Linked DNA regions of Mus musculus: region 1 is linked to region 2. The links are chromatin loops, found by intact Hi-C in ENCODE. Cell type or tissue: left cerebral cortex. All regions are shown on one strand.

The links. Peaks named below come from ENCODE experiments on the same cell type or tissue, not always from the same donor. Only the 100,000 strongest peaks of a DNase experiment are listed, where the experiment ranks them.
Region 1: it touches region 2 in a loop (2.7-fold over the local background); 5 of 42 quality-filtered maps call a loop at or near these places.

Annotation. Positions count from the first base shown.
Region 1 is chr2:84,794,391-84,802,390 of GRCm38, forward strand. Ube2l6 (ubiquitin-conjugating enzyme E2L 6) reads left to right here and starts at 4,438. Exons shown (of 4, transcript NM_019949.2): 1 at 4,438-4,542. The coding sequence starts at 4,516. In left cerebral cortex, CTCF peaks have their summits at 3,264 (motif pointing right), 3,877 (motif pointing left), 4,076 and 5,021; DNase peaks (open chromatin) are centred at 3,893, 4,344 and 5,065; H3K4me3 peaks cover 1,872 bases; H3K27ac peaks cover 1,295 bases.
Region 2 is chr2:84,710,387-84,718,386 of GRCm38, forward strand. It overlaps Zdhhc5 (zinc finger, DHHC domain containing 5), which reads right to left and starts at 4,778. Exons shown (of 12, transcript NM_144887.4): 1 at 4,597-4,778; 2 at 1-1,086. The coding sequence starts at 35. In left cerebral cortex, no CTCF peak of the experiment used is centred here; DNase peaks (open chromatin) are centred at 4,979, 5,295, 5,655, 5,839 and 1 more place; H3K4me3 peaks cover 2,910 bases; H3K27ac peaks cover 2,432 bases.

The DNA.
Region 1 (8,000 bases), 84 kb after region 2:
GAGACTTGAGTGAGGGTCTCCCCTCTTTGGGGGTCTTTCACTAACACCCTGTCACTTTACTGAAAATGTTGTTCCTTCCTTTTTATTTCCAACACCTTCCTCCCATGCTCTTGTGGAAATAACTCTTCCGGCTCTCTCACTTTGATTCTGTCATCAAGGAAGCCTTTGCCCTGCCTCCACAAGGAGATCAAGTGAGTCTCCTCTTCCTCTCCTCCTCCAGAACTGACTGATTCATTATGTGATTATCATTAAAAATTCAGAGGCTAAACTGCTGAGTGTGGAGGTATGTTGGGCATTGGGCTATACACAGACAGTCTGGTTTCCAGTCGAGTTGAGGTCTGAACCCTGGGACCCGGTGGTGATAATTCACCTACATGGGATGGAAGGAGTTCCCTCATATCTCCTGGAACCCTGGCTCCTGTCGAAGTTATTGACCCCCACAGCCCCCACAGGAGAAGCATGGATTTTATTCACGTAGACAATGTCCCAAGCTTCTGACCTTCAGGCTAAACTCCTCCCTAGTTACCGAGCAACAGTAAAGATAACAGCAGACCATAAGAGTGGCAACTTGGCCCCACCTCACTCTCTTGCTCTTACTCCCCTTACTCTCCCCTCTCTCTCTCCTTGTCCTCTCCTCTCCTCTCTTCTCTCCCTCTTACCCTCTCTCCCTCTTACTCTCTAGCCTTTCTTCTCTCTCTCTCCTTTTCCCCCTTCTATCCTCTTGGCCATGGTCAGTCTCTCTCTCTCTTTTACCTTCTCTCTTTCCCCCTGCCTTACTACAATAAAGCTCTAAAACCATAGACTGTCTCTGTTCATCAAGGCCTGCTGCTCTTACTCTTGCCTGCGTGGGAACCTCTCTCCCATAACCCCAGGGGCCCCGGGGGCTGCCCCTTGTCTACCCCTCGTTGAGTGGGGTCGGTGGTTTAGATGCCCACCTGGGGCTAAAAGAACCTAGTGGGGAAACCCCCACTCAATTCCCGGTGTGCACCCAAAGAATCATGAAAAGACCATCTTGATGTAAATACATGAGGTAGTTTAATGGTGGAGCTCTGGGTTGAAACATATCTCACGCAGGAGACAGTGGATTTGACTACGTGGCTGGGGTTTTTTATAGAAAAGGGTCTGGGTCTGGGGGAGGCACGGTTTCACATGATTGGTTCATTTAAACATCGGCAGACTGTACACACAGATTGAGATAACAGCAGAGCATCTGGTTATCATTTAACTCAGGTCAGAAGGGCGGGAGATAGGGAGGCGCCAGGCCAGTCCGGACATTCTTGTATGTCTTCCCTATCTTTATGGCTAGTTGGTTCCTGGGATGACTTTACAGCCTTTGTTCTTTGCTCTAGGCCCAAAAAGCCCTCCTATCTAGCAAGCCACATGAGTCATGGACCTTGAATAAACTTTCTGGCTAGGGTTTTGAAATCTTGAATTTAGTTTTCTTTCTTTCAGGGCCAAGTGGAAAGCATCTGGCTGCCCTCCTGCGTCCTCCTCCTCAGAGCATAGGAGGAACTCTGGCCAGGCATGGGCTATCCTCCCTCTCCCCTCTTTTCCCTGTCCCCCTTTTAGTTCCCACAGTGCCACACACCTTTAATCCCACCACTTGGTAGGCAGAGGCAGGCAGATCTCTGAGTTCTAGGTCAGCCTGGTTCACCAACAAGTTCCAGGCCAGTCAGGACTACATACTCAAAGAACTACACACCTCAACGCTAAAGGTAGACTGGCTTTTGTTGCTCCGGAATCATTCTCATTTTGAGAAGGTGGTGGTGGTTTGAAAAACAGTCACATATTCAAGGCAACTCTGGGGACAATGAATAGATACAAACTAGTGGTTCTGATCCAGGGATGTGTTTACCTATCAGGACGCCTTTGCCAATATCTAGAAACGTTTTCTATTGTCACAGATGGGGTGAGTGCTGCCACAACCCAGCGGGTAAAGTCCACGCTGATGAAACATCCTAGCTACAGAGAATGATCAGGTCCCAAATGTCAACAGAGAGAAAGTTGAGAAAGGCCTGTGTACACGCAGGTAGAAAGTTCCCCTAAGCCAGGGGCTTGGGAGTGGGGTCCTTCACTGCTGTGCATCATCTGTACTCTGTCCCCCAAGTATATAAGCACCCCACACTCCCTTTCATCACTAAACCCATCTTCCATATGTAATCACACTAACAAATGGCTTCTCATGCCTTCTACCTACAGCCATGACCATTCATTGCCTATTCTATCTTACCACAAGCATAACCCATGCCATAGCTTGGGCAAGAACAAAGGCTTAGGTATAACACAGATCTTGAATGGACATTTTTCTGGGCTGAAGATGCAGCTCAGTTGGTAGAGTGTTTGTCTAGCGTGCACAAAACCCTGGGTTCAATCCTCAGCACTGCACAACACTTGATAAAGCAGTGCACATCCATGATCCCATGTCTTAGGGTATGAGACGGAGGCATAAGAATCCTGAAATTAAAGGTTCAGCTGGTGAGATGGCTCAGTGGGGAGGTGCACTTGTTGATCTTCCAGAGGACCAGAGGACTTGGGTTCAATTCCCAGCACCCACATGGTGACTGATGACTGTCTCTAGCCCCAGTTCCAGAAGATCTAATGCTCTCATTTGCTTCTGCTAGGCATGCAGGTAGTTAACAGATATATATGCAGGCAGGAATCCATACACATAAAATTAAATTAAATGATTTTTAAAAAATTAAAGGCCATTGTTAGCTGCATATCAAGTTTAAGACCAATCTGAACAACACAAAATGGTATTTAAAAAAAAAATACTGGGGCTGGAGAGATGGCTCAATTGTTAAGAGCACTGACTGCTCTTCCAGAGGTCCTAAGTTCAATTCCCAGCAACCACATGGTGGCTCACAACCATCTGTAATGAGATCTGGTGCCCTCTTCTGGTGTGTCTGAAGATAGCTACAATTTATTCATATATAGAAAATAAATAAATAAATAAATAAATAAGTAAAAAATACTGAAGGGAAATTTTCTCTCTGTGTTTCAACTGCTTGAGAGCCCCTCAGAGGACAAACACCACAATTTCTCCATCTGATGTGTTCCATCGATAGTACCTGGCACTTGGTGTTAACTAAGACTACTAACCAGAAATGGGTTCAAATGCCCTTATCTCCAAACTATATTTAGGGATTGCTGATGGTGTCCTGCTTATTGCTGGCATTTAGAAGGTATCTGGTTAAAGTTATTGAACTGAAAAAAGAACCCAGAATCTTTTTTTCTTTTTCAAGATTTACTTTATTTACTATATGTAAGTACACTGTAGCTGTCTTCAGACACACCAGAAGAGGGCGTCAGATCTCATTTCAGATGGTTGTGAGCCACCATGTGGTTACTGGGATTTGAATTCAGTACCTCTGTAATAGCAGTCAATGCTCTTAACTGCTGAGCCATCTCTCCAGCCCCAGAATCATTTTTCAAGCACATCCTATATGTAAGCAGAGCAGATATTTGGTTCCTGGACAGGAAAATAAAAATCATGTGACCTACTGGGTCAAAATCTTGGGCTTCAAAATATGCTAATTTCTGGGCTGGAATGGGTGAGGCAGGTAGGTGGATTCCCTTCTAACTCTAGAACTTCTTCCAGAGGCTGGGGGCTGCTATTACACCTTGGCCTCGACTTGAGCTGGGATGAGGGGGGTCTTTACTCTTGCGCAGAGGGCTAGAGACTTCTTGGCTGTTCATTTGGACACACAGTAGTTCCATAGTTTGTAATCAGTTGGTGATAAAATATAATAGGCTCCTGAAATCTATCTCGAGGCTTCAGCCACCCATCGTTTTCCCAAATTGCCACACAGCAGACACTTTCTATGTGTTCAGTAGAGTAAAACACAGAACGCCCAAAATAAAAGCGAATGAGTCCAACAGCGTCCTCTAGTGGTGCTCGGGCACCAAGCAACCTAAAAGAAGCATCGCTGCGTTTCTGCCCATCTGCTGGACTGTACCACTCAGGGAGCGGTCCTCGGAGGACATAAAGTCTATACTGACCCCCCCCCCCCCACTCTCTTTTAGAACGGAGCACTGAACCCACAAAGGCAAAGTGACTTGGCCCAGGATTCTGAGACTTTCTTTAGAGGTGGTAGGTTCACAATTCCATTGCGGAGGTCGCAGAGAGCCCTGCCCCGGAGCTACTTTGCATCAAGAGTATCTCATCTGTGCTTTGGGCGAGTTTGCTCTCAGCGTCCGGGGAGCTGACAGAGGCTGGAGATGAATCCCATCCTGGCTTCTACGAGATGTACCCCGCAAGATGCAGGAACCAAGAGGAGCAGTGCGCTCCACCGACGTAGTCTCTGATCTGCAAGGAGCATGAGTTGCTGAGATACGAGATCGCCAAGCTGGGCACTCGACTGCAGCCTCCAGATATCCACCAAAGGGGTGGGGAGCAGGTCTTTGCAGCTAGAGTCGGTGTGGGTGGAGTGGAGCGTGGGCGGGGCTCGGGAGCTGCAGTTCAGAGAGCGGTGTCCTGCTGGAATCTGCTGGTGCCCCACGCTCCAACCCGAGATGATGGCCAGCAAGCGAGTGGCGAAAGTAAGCCTATGTAGGATGACCCTTTCCTTGTGCCCCTTCCCGCCCTGCCCTAACCTTTCCGCCCTGCCCTAACCCTCCCCTGCCCCCTTGCTCTCTGAGCTTTTTTTGTTATTTGGGTACCAGGGCTGGCTGAAACTCAGGTATCCTCACCTTTTCCCAATGGAGAAATGGGAGGAGAAAGGCGCGGTGTGTGTGTGTGTGTGTGTGTGTGTGTGTGTGTGCGCGCGCGCGCGCGCGAGAAGGAGGGAGAAAGAGAGGAGGAAGGGAGGGGGCCTGATTGAGAAGGTCTGGAAAAAAAAGTTGTCATCAGCTTCAAAAAAAGTTGTCATCAGCTGTACTGGCCACGAGAATGAACTGGTCTTTCCAAATGGTTTCCAATGTATTGGGCTTTCCAAACTGGTTTCATTTTCAATTTCTGCTGGAAATTTATTAGTGGAACTTATCTAAGGCACAGGAAGGGCTCTGTTGCTCCGCCTAGTGGATACACCCATAATTTGATACCTACATTACCCGAGGCCACAGAAGAGTGATGTTGGGCGGTGGGGTGGTGAATGGACAGACCGTGAAATAAAACGTACAGACTAGTTCCTGGATGAGAAGTAACAATTTATGCTCTGAGTAGGTTATTTGTATGCAGTCCTGCTCCAGCTACTAAACGCCTACTTTGTACTAGCCCAGTGCCAGGCAGCAGGAGCAGAAAAGGAACAGAAATCTTGTTCCGTTTGAACGTTCATTTCTATGAGACACTATTTGGTACTATCTGAAAGAATGAAAAAAGGGCAGTTTCCTTAGGAATGTCTAGACCGCTGAATGGAGCCAGGATTAGAGATCGTGGAGGAGAAATGCTCGTGAGCCAGGGCTGGTACCGCTAGGCTTTGAGTCTCCCCGAAGTGCTCCTCTAGTCTGCAGAATTGAGGGGAAGGCTTCCTCAGGAGACAGAAGGGATGGTTGCTGGCCTCATGTTTCTCTCTCTCTCTCTCTCTCTCTCTCTCTCTCTCTCTCTCTCTCTCTCTCTCTCCCTTTCTTTCTTTCTTTCTTTCTTTCTTTCTTTCTTTCTTTCTTTCTTTCTTTCTTTCTTTCTTTCTTTCCTTCTTTCTTTCCGAGACAGGGTTTCCCTGGCTGTCCTGGAACTCACTTTGTAGACCAGGCTGGCCTCGAACTCAGAAATCCGCCTGCCTCTGCCTCCCCAGTGCTGGGATTAAAGGCGTGTGCCACCCAGCTGGCCTCATCTTTCAAAAAGAAAATTCTTTTGAGATGGAGAAGTCCAGAGCAGACCCAAAACAGAACTAAACTTTGTTGGTTTTAGGCTGGTACTAAATGGGGCAAAGGGTAATTTGCTACCTCAACGCTAAAAGGTAGACTGGCTTTTGTTGCTCCGGAATTGTCAGCACCAGGCAGTTTGTTTTATTTAACTCTTAGAACAACTGTGAGATAACTGTGTCTTCCCATTTCATGGAAGAGGAAACTGAGACATCAGGGAGAGTAACGTGGCTGGCCAGTGATATTCTGCAGAAGTAATGGGGCTGGAATTTGAGCCCAGACTGATAAGAGTCTAACTCACAGGGCTTTTCCTGCCTGTTTGCCTTCACTTTCATTTCTCCTAAGTCAGGTGACTTACTAGCTGGCTTTGGGAGGAGCTGTGTGCACTGGTGTGGGTTTCAGCAATCATGGAAAGTTCGTCAGAATTCATCAAAACACAGAAAATTCAAGTGTTAAGAGAGAAAATTTCCCTTCGGTACTTTTTTTTAATACCATTTTGTGTTGTTCAGATTGGTCTTAAACTTGATATGCAGCTAACAATGGCCTTTAATTTTTAAAAAATCATTTAATTTAATTTTATGTGTATGGATGTCCTGCCTGCATATATATCTGTTAACTACCTGCATGCCTAGCAGAAGCAAATGAGAGCATTAGATCTTCTGGAACTGGGGCTAGAGACAGTCATCAGTCACCATGTGGGTGCTGGGAATTGAACCCAAGTCCTCTGGAAGATCAACAAGTGCACCTCCCCACTGAGCCATCTCACCAGCTTAATTTCAGGATTCTTATGCCTCCATCTCATTCCCTAAGACATGGGATCATGGATGTGCACTGCTTTATCAAGTGTTGTACAGTGCTGAGGATTGAACCCAGGGTTTTGTGCACGCTAGACAAACACTCTACCAACTGAGCTGCATCTTCAGCCCAGAAAAATGTCCATTCAAGATCTATGTTATACCTAAGCCTTTGTTCTTGCCCAAGCTATGGCATGGGTTATGCTTGTGGTAAGATAGAATAGGCAATGAATGGTCATGGCTGTAGGTAGAAGGCATGAGAAGCCATTTGTTAGTGTGATTACATATGGAAGATGGGTTTAGTGATGAATGGGAGTGTGGCGTGCTTATATACTTGGGGGTCAGAGTACAGATGATGCACAGCAGTGAAGGACCCCACCCCCAAGCCCCTGGCTTAGGGGAACTTTCTACCTGCATGTACACAGGCCTTTCTCAACTTTCTCTCTGTTGACATTTGGGACCAGATCATTCTCTGTAGCTAGGATGTTTCATCAGCGTGGACTTTACCCGCTGGGTTGTGGCAGCACTCACCCCATCTGTGACAATAGAAAACGTTTCTAGATATTGGCAAAGGCGTCCTGATAGGTAAACACATCCCTGGATCAGAACCACTAGTTTGTATCTATTCATTGTCCCCAGCGTTGCCTTGAATATGTGACTGTTTTTCAAACCACCACCCCCTTCTCAAAATGAGAAGAACTGGAGTCCTGTGGGTGAGGTCCCTTGGTCAGATGCACCATGGTATAATGGGGACCCTGAGTGTGCTGGGAGTGTGGTGTAGGGCACCACCTATCTTGCTCAAGGTCCTTGGTCCCATCTCCACTACTGCAATAACCAAACCAAACCAAACCAAACCAAACCCAAAACCTTTGAGTTGCTCTGCAGTGAAGAAGCCATTTAACTCAGCTTTCCCAAATGTTCTTAGCCATAAAGCCCTTTTCCTATAGTAGCTATTAGTGTTCCATGGGGACCTGCACATGCTTGTCCTGTCTGGGCTCTCTGTCTTTGCTCCCTGTTTTTCTGCCTGGTGGGCTCCTACCTACTCTTCAAGAGCCATCTCTGAGCACAGCACACAGTCTCTGTGGAGTGTTCCCACTCTCCTCCTTCCTGGTTATGTGCCATTCACACTATTCATGGCCTTGGATTCGTTCCCTCCATTACTCCAAAGGCGTTCTTGAGGCTGCACTCTGTCTTAGTCAAGGGTCAGCCAGCGATGTTCAGTAGACTGCTCTTGAGAGAACTCAGGGATCTCTGGTGATTAAGCCACATTTCTGAGAAGGTGTGTCACTTCTCGTCCCCTAGTTACCATGGGTGATGTGCAGTTTCTCACCTGGGAAGCCTGGATCACCCTAAGGTGGTGGTGATGATGGATGCGTGATGTCTCTGCCGTTCATTCTGCCAGTG
Region 2 (8,000 bases):
CTGGGTTTGAACCTCTTTCCAGACTCTGCGGGCATGTTGGAGCTCTGATGAAAGATGTGCCCTGCCGCATAGCCCAGGCCCACACAGCGGCAGAACAGACAAGAAAATGGGATGAGGGAAACAGAGAGGAAAGAAACTGGGGAAAACAGAAAATGTATAATTATCACCCTTCCCCCTCCCAAATAAAAATGAAGGTCAAAAGATCTCAAATGAAGGAAAGCACATGGGAGGGGGAAAGGTGATTTCAACTGATTAAAAACCACCTCCCCAGAATAGAGCAGAAAAGGAGATTAAGAAACACAACTTGTACAGTTTAAAACGTGAAGACAAACAGTAGGCTGTATGCATGCAAACAGTTGCAGGTGGAAACCATGCAGAGTCAGGCAGATCAAGGTATAGCTCATGGATGAAGGCAGGTCTTCAAAAGGGAGGACAGAAGTATCAGGGGGTGGGGAGGGCAGGAAGCTTTAACTCTTCTGAGGAGATACAAGAGCCCCTCCACAACACCACACTAGGAGCAGCACCTAAAAGGTGTGCCCTGGGTTTCTAGTTTAATCCGAGAAGGAACTTGGGGTCTCTTCCAGCTTAAAGAGAAGCTGATTTATTTTAACTGCAGTCCTCGTCTCTTTCCGGCCGTCTTCTCAATGCCACCACTCTCACACCTTAACTTCACCAGGGCTGGCTGGCTGGCAATGGTGATTTAATTTTATTTATGTCTCTCTTGATGGACAAAGTTGGATAACAGCTGTTACAGGGTTGAGTTGTAAATCCTTTTCTTTGAATGGGGAGAAAAAAACAGACAGCAGTATTGCCTGTTTTCAATCTCTTCTTGTTATTCCCAAGCCTTTTAAGGGCTCTGTTTCCCATAAAGTTCACAAAAAACTAAAAGGAAATTTAAAATCCTTGAAGAAGCCATGTCCTTTTCAATAAGCAGAATAAGATGAAGTTGATTTCACCTGATGACAGTTTAAAAGATTACTGTAGATAAAGTTCCAAAGATGTCCCTGTTTCCAGGTTAGTCAATGTCTCTGATCTTTTGTCTTCAATCTTGGGCTTCCTGGATGCAGATGGGATATGGTGCTTTACCTGGGGAAAACCAAATTATCTTTATCAAAAAAATGCTTTCATGGTATTTCTTAAGAACACCAAGGCTAAAACTCTACAGGTCATTGTTACAAAGTGCTTTTTGAAAGAAAGACCATTTTCCAATTCATTTCTATGTATGTGAGAATAAACTCTAAATGGAGTGGAAAATACATTCTGAGTCCTTCACCTTTTTAAGGGCTATTCTGATTGGAAGGAGAACCTAGTCTTATCTGACCTAAAGTCATCCAAAGACTAGCTCTTAAAAGACCATCTCTCTTGACAGAAGTACAGTAACAAAACATATCAAGAATATAAAAATCTAAAAGCAAACAAGGGCACAGGAGTGAAGGGCACTGCTAAAACAGATTTTTCTCTTTGGACAAAGAGGATATTTATTCCTATAATAAAGCAAGGAAGCTTAAAAATAGGACAGCAACTATCATTTCCTTTTTTTGTGTGCCTCTTTCTATGCCTATGGCTTTTAGCTACAACACCAAAGAGGCAGAAATTCAATTTTTGGACTTTTGGAATCATCTATTAAGGGTCCTAAGCAAAAAAAAAAAAAAAAAAAAAAAAAAAAAAAAAAAAAAAAAATTGATCTTGCACCAAAAGGTGAAATATTCTCTATGAGACTAGGTTCAACACAAGGATTGGTTCTTTTCCTCCAAATTCAATAGTTTTTAATTCCTAACACTGGCCTATTCGGAGGCAAACTAAACTCCTCCTAATTCAGTATGAGTAGAGTAGCAATTATTTCTGTTGATCACAGTAACAAAACAACACGAGCACCTTAATTTTACAGGATGCTTTTCATCTGGTGATCTCAAAGCACTTTACTCACATTATCTGGTGACAAAGTCCCTTATCCTATTTTATAAAATTGAAGGCTAGAGAATGCCTGGGGCCATTCCACTGAATCACTTGGGTAGCCAGGTTCCTAACCCAAGAGTATAATTGCTGACATAGACCCTTTCTACCACACTACATGCCTAATGATACCTTGGAATCTACAGACCAAGGTTTCTGCTTAAGTTAGAATTTCAAATGAAAGCAGTGCTATTCCCCAACAAGTTGTATACTACTTGATAACAATAGCAGCTATTAAAACATAAAACAGCGAACACCCCAGACAATGAAATACAAATGTGTTCTGGAATTTATCACTTCTGTTCTTACCTAAGACAGAGAAGGCAAAGGAGCCTGCTACTGTCACCACTCGGTTGTGGTGGTGAATGCCTTTAATCTCCGCACTCAAGAAACAGAGGCAGAGCCAGGCGTGGTGGCGCACACCTTTAATCCCAGCGCTTGGAAGGAAGAGGCAGGCGGATTTCTAGAATTCGAGGTCAACCTGGTCTACAGAATGAGTTCCAGGACAGCCAGAGCTATACAGAGAAACCCTGTCTTGGGGAAAAAAAAAAAAAAAAAAAAGAAAGAAAGAAAGAAAGAAAGAAAAAGAAAAGCAGAGGCAGGTGGATCTCTCCAAGCCATCCTGGTATGCATAGCTTCCAGGCCAGCAAGGGCTACATAGTAAGACTTTGTCCCAAAAGAAAAATTTAATAAATAAATAAGATGGGAGAGAGGGGGGAAGGAGGGAGGGAGGGGGGAGGGTTAAGTAACATTAGAAAGAAGGCCCAAAGATTCCATTAAGTTTCTATGGTCCAACTAAAAACCAGATCCTATTTAGTCCTGATTTTATGCTTATTTCTGTTTCCTGACTTTAGGCCTAAATATCTTTATCAACTGGAACAAGCAAATTTGATTTGTAGACAGTATTATTAAAGGAACCGTTTCCCTCAAAACTCCAAAGATAAAAGGAAAATTACCTAACTATTACGTAAAGTGAATCCTATACTATTGCAGGTCACATTTACTACAGGACGAAAGCCACACAGACTAATTCTGCCACGGTACAGTACATGCAATTATGGAACCGCATACTGAAATATAAATGAGACCATCGTCTGAAATGTTAAGATAGATATTAGAAGGGACAAGATAAAATAATTTATTGGGTATAAATATCAACACACCAAGTCTTATCAAAGGAATGTGGTGCAGAAAGAGAAGGGACGAAACCGGAAAGGCGAGTGTGGTTCATCAGTCACAAGCTGGTGTATCCACAACAGTATCACTAAAGTGGACAAGAATGTTCGTGACACATGCTGACTGAGGGGGAAAAAAATCACTGAGTGAAAATATGTATGTATAAAACAAACAATACAGAGCCAGGTGTGGTAGCTCTCGACCTCAATCCCAGCACTTGGGAGGCACAGGAAGTCAGAACTCTGAGTTAGAAATCAGCTTGGTCTTACAAAGTGAATTCCAGGGCAGCAACAGTTATGTACAGAGATCCTGTCTCAAAACAACAACAAACAATTCAAGATGTGTAGTTTGAAGACTTTCATAAGGTTTGATATAAGTAGTTCCTTTGGAGCAGTGCAGTGGACAGCACATGTATTATTTGTTAAAATAACCAAACCTTATAGCACAGAACACTAAATTTGAATATATAGAAATGGAGATGTCATATAGAAGAATGAATACATGCTATGAAGGAAAGATCCAAGAAGAAGTTTAAAAAGAGTATTATTACAGATCGACGTAGGTGCCCAAGTACCTGGCGATAGAATTCTTACAAACACTAGATGAATTTGTATGCATTCATGAGCACCGGACAGATCTGTCTGATACAAAGCAGGCTCACACTGGGATAAAAGGATGGAGATCTAACCTAAGATTATCCTGGACAAGATGGCATTAACCAGGAAGTAAACCCAAGAGGACAAAAATGGTCTGCAATGTAACATGTATCTATTCTACGACTACTTCTAATAACTTTAGTCACTTTCTTGTTTCTCGTTTTAGTGGTTTCATTTGGCCAACTGGTTAAGGAACTTTAAACTTCCCCAGGAATAGACGGCTAGTGATAAAATACTGTCAGATACATTCAAGCCCTACTTGTAAAATAAAGTACAAAGTACTAAAAGCATAAAAGCATGGAGCACCTGGCTGGTGGGGGGTAGGGAGAAGCAGCCGATGGATGGGAGAAAGAACAGGTAACCACAGGACGAAGCTCTAACCAAAATAAGGACCAGTGGAGTGTAGGGCGAGGGGCCTGAACCGCGGAGCGGTAAAAGGAGTACAGTCCCCGGCCGGCAGCTGGAGCAGTGGGAGTCATCACCGGGGGCAGGACTGACTACCCCTGGCCCAGAAAACACGGAATCCACCGCGCGCAGGGCCCGCCGGAGCTGAGAGAACCGCGGGCCGGGGAAGGAAGGGGCGGCGGCTCCGCAACTGGGCAGCCGGGCACCAACCGGGTCCAAGCCCCGGCGGGCGGCCGCGGCTCTCTTAGTCTGCGGGCGTCCGTTTCGGGGCCCGTACAGCCCGAGGAGGGGTAGGGCCTTAACCTCCTCCCCTCCGCGGTCCCCCTTCCCTAGAGGTCACTCTCCCCTCCCACCTCACTAGCCCAGCACTTCCGGTTCCGCAGGGGCCAGCGTCCCCGGTACTCACCCCCGGCGCGGCGCCCGTCACCGCCGCCGTCGTTGTCACCGCCGTCGTTGTCGCCGCCGCCTCCCAGCAGTGCCGTCTGGCCTCTGAGAGGCAGCGCGCGGCCCCCGCACGCTCCACGCCCGCCCCGCCGCCGCGCGCTCCCGACGGCCGACGCTCGCCTCTGTGCGGCCGGCGCGCGGCCGCTGCCCTCAGCCTCCGGTCTGTAGCCTCACGACGTTCCCATTGGCTCCCGGGCGCGGGCGCGGGCGCGGGCGACGTCTCTCGCGGGGCACGTTCTTCTCATTCATGCGGCTCGCGCCGCCGAGCCCGCCCCCGTTCACTCTTCCATTCACCCCCTAACCCCCGCCCCCACGGCGCTCTAGAGCGTGCGCGCGACCGCGGGCGACCGCGGCGACCTCGCCTTCTGATTGGCTGCAGGGGCACGGCGCCGCAAACACGTAGTGACACGGGAGCGCGCGCGCCTGGCCGTCGTGTCTGGCTGGATGGTCGGGAGAGGGGACATGGCGAACTGCGCCGGTTTGGGGACGAGGAACTGGTCTGGCGAGATCTTTCTCTTATTTTGTCCGCTTTCCCATTTGTAGTGTAGTCAAGAAAAACTTTTAAGCAAAAAAAATTCTACGTATGTACCGGAAGTGCTCAAAAACAAGCAGATGCCCTTTCTTAGTTCACCAGCCTCCTCCGAGTTGGCCTGGTACAGTCCTGAAAAGCATCTACGATAGCCAATCACCGTTAAGCCTTTCCGGCTTCCTTCCTTGCCTCTTCATTCATTGGTGTGAGGATTCGGTCGGGCAGCCCCTCCAACACACACACTTTTTTTTTTTTTTTTTTTCTTTAAGGACTGAAACTTTATTTAAAACAATCCGTTGGCGAAAGCGTCAGTGGGGTAAATTCTCAGACCGTGGCAGAATTCCTGAGTGGTGGTATGGCCTCACCTATGGAGGAAGGAGGCGCACGGCCCATTGAACAGTCTGAGGAGAGGGTTCTGTCCAAGGCTGGGTTAGATGAAGGAGCTCGGCTGCTATCCCTAGATTTACAGTGCTTGCCGATGGAGTGAAGCACTGGGAGTGCGCGGTGCGAGGCGTAGACACCTCCACGACTACACGAGGAATGGGCGCCCTGACCTCACCCAATTTGAGAAAGCAGGCTGAAAAGAAAAGTCTTTCTAGAATAGCTCCTGTCCCTGGCGAGCTGCTGGCTAACTCTCCGAAGATCGCGGCACTACATTTTGCCCTAATTAAGCCGAGACGGCTGTGGACCCGGTGGCTTTGCCATAGGGCTCTCCTCTTACAGCTTCAGGCCACCTCTCATTTGTAAAGGAGCTCTGTTACATAACAGCCCTTCAAAAAGATATCCCCGAGCCGCTTCCCTGAAGCGAAGGTCTCGTTCAGGGTTATTTCCAAGTCCTGTCATTGTTTCCTTGACTTCACTTCAAATGTTACTGATTTAACTTTGACACTTCAGCCTTAGGCATCCAGTTAAAGAAAAGAAAAAAAAAAATCTACCCTTTTTTCTTTAGACTCTAGTCTTATCCCTTATCATTTTTACTACTGGCTTAAATGCAGCGTTTATTGGAACCGTTACGAGCATACATGTTTTAAGGAGTGGAACTTTATTTTGAAAAATCCGTTGGCGAAGACGTCTGTGGGGTAAATTCTCAGACCATGGCAGAATGGTGGTATGGCCTGGGCTGTGGCTCACACATCACACATGGAGGAAGTAGGTAGCACGGCCAATAGAGCGGTCTAAGGAGAGAATTTTTAAAAATCTTCAGCATTATGAATAATTTTAAAGTATTATTTGGAGGTACAACATTTACCCTATCAAGTATATTCTGCCTATAAAATAATGTTTCCTTAAGATGGGTCAAATTTCATTTATTTCTCTAGGATTTTAAAGCTTTATTTTCTCTACTTAACAAGTGAAGCATTCTTGATTTTCCTACCTTTTTAAATAGGAAAACTATTTGTTTGAGACAGAGAGAGAGAGAGAGAGAGAGAGAGAGAGAGAGAGAGAGAGAGAGAGAAGGCAGACAGAGTTCAGGCAGCTTTTGGGTGTTGGTTCTCTCTTGGCTTACAGATAGGAGCTCAAGTTGTCAGTCACGCCTAGGAAGTCCTTTCACCCACTGACCCATCCTGCCAACCCAATTTTTCTACAAAGACCTGTGTGAATCATCATGTCTTTTGGCCAGAGCATACTAAATGGAAAAAGGGTTCCATCATCCAACCAGAGGTACTGAATACCTCAGGGTCACTAGGGACATTAGACTACTGGATTGTCAGCCTAATTTTAGCTGGATGAGCACTAGCAGAAGCATAATCACTGTCCCAAGATATAGTGACAATTTTAGATTTTGGTTTCTTTTTTTTTGGAGGGTGGGGAGGGTTGAGACAGGGTTTCTCTGTATACTCTTGGCTGTCCTGGAACTCACTTTGTAGACCAGGCTGGCCCCAAACTCAGAAATCTGCCTGCCTCTGCTACCGCGCCCTGCTGGATTTTGGTTTCTTTAAAAAACACAAAAATATAAGACTGTGTTTTCCTTTTAATTCCAGATGTAGGAATAAGGTGCTGCTTTGGACTCTCTCCAGCAGCTGACTGACTGCCCAGTGCATTATCAGAGGCATGGTTTTGCCAGCTCCAGACAGTTTCTGTGATTGTGTGATGTTTGGAATTCTAGGAACTTTTCAGAGGGTATATAAATGCTAGCGCCCTGGTATTGGTGGTTGTTGGTCATTCAGGTTGTGGTTTGTTAGTAGTAGTGCTCAAAGAAGAAACGAAAGAAAAAAGAAATTAAGATTCTCTCTCTCTCTCTGTCCTTTCTATCCTATCTAGTGATAGGAGGTGAAACTGGGGGGTGGGAGGGGTGGGGAATGAAGGTGGCAAAAAAGAACCCACAAAGGAGCAAAGACACCAAGGCATAACAAGGATTCCATTTTTCTTTTTTTAATAAGATGACTTCTGAAAAATAGTCCAGAGTAAAATGAAGACTAAAACAATGTATTAATTATCCAGATCATCATATTTGAAATAAATTACTTTGACAAATATATCAAATAATACCTAACGCTTTTTCTCTAGTGTCATTATGCTTTTTCAAATCCTCTCTTCCCTTGAATTTTCTCATGATTATAAATTGCCAACCAGTGTCACAGGTCAACTTAGCAAAAAGAATACTTTCTTTTGGCATTGTAGCAATAAATGCTTTTTTTTTTTTTTTTTTTTTTGGTTTTTCGAGACAGGGTTTCTCTGTATAGTCTTGGCTGTCCTGGAACTCACTTTGTAGACCAGGCTGGCCTTGAACTCAGAAATCTGCTTGTCTCTGCCTCCCAAGTGCTGGGATTAAAGGCATGCGCCACCACTGCCCAGCAATTAATGCATTTTTAACCTCTTCACATTAAAATACTCTT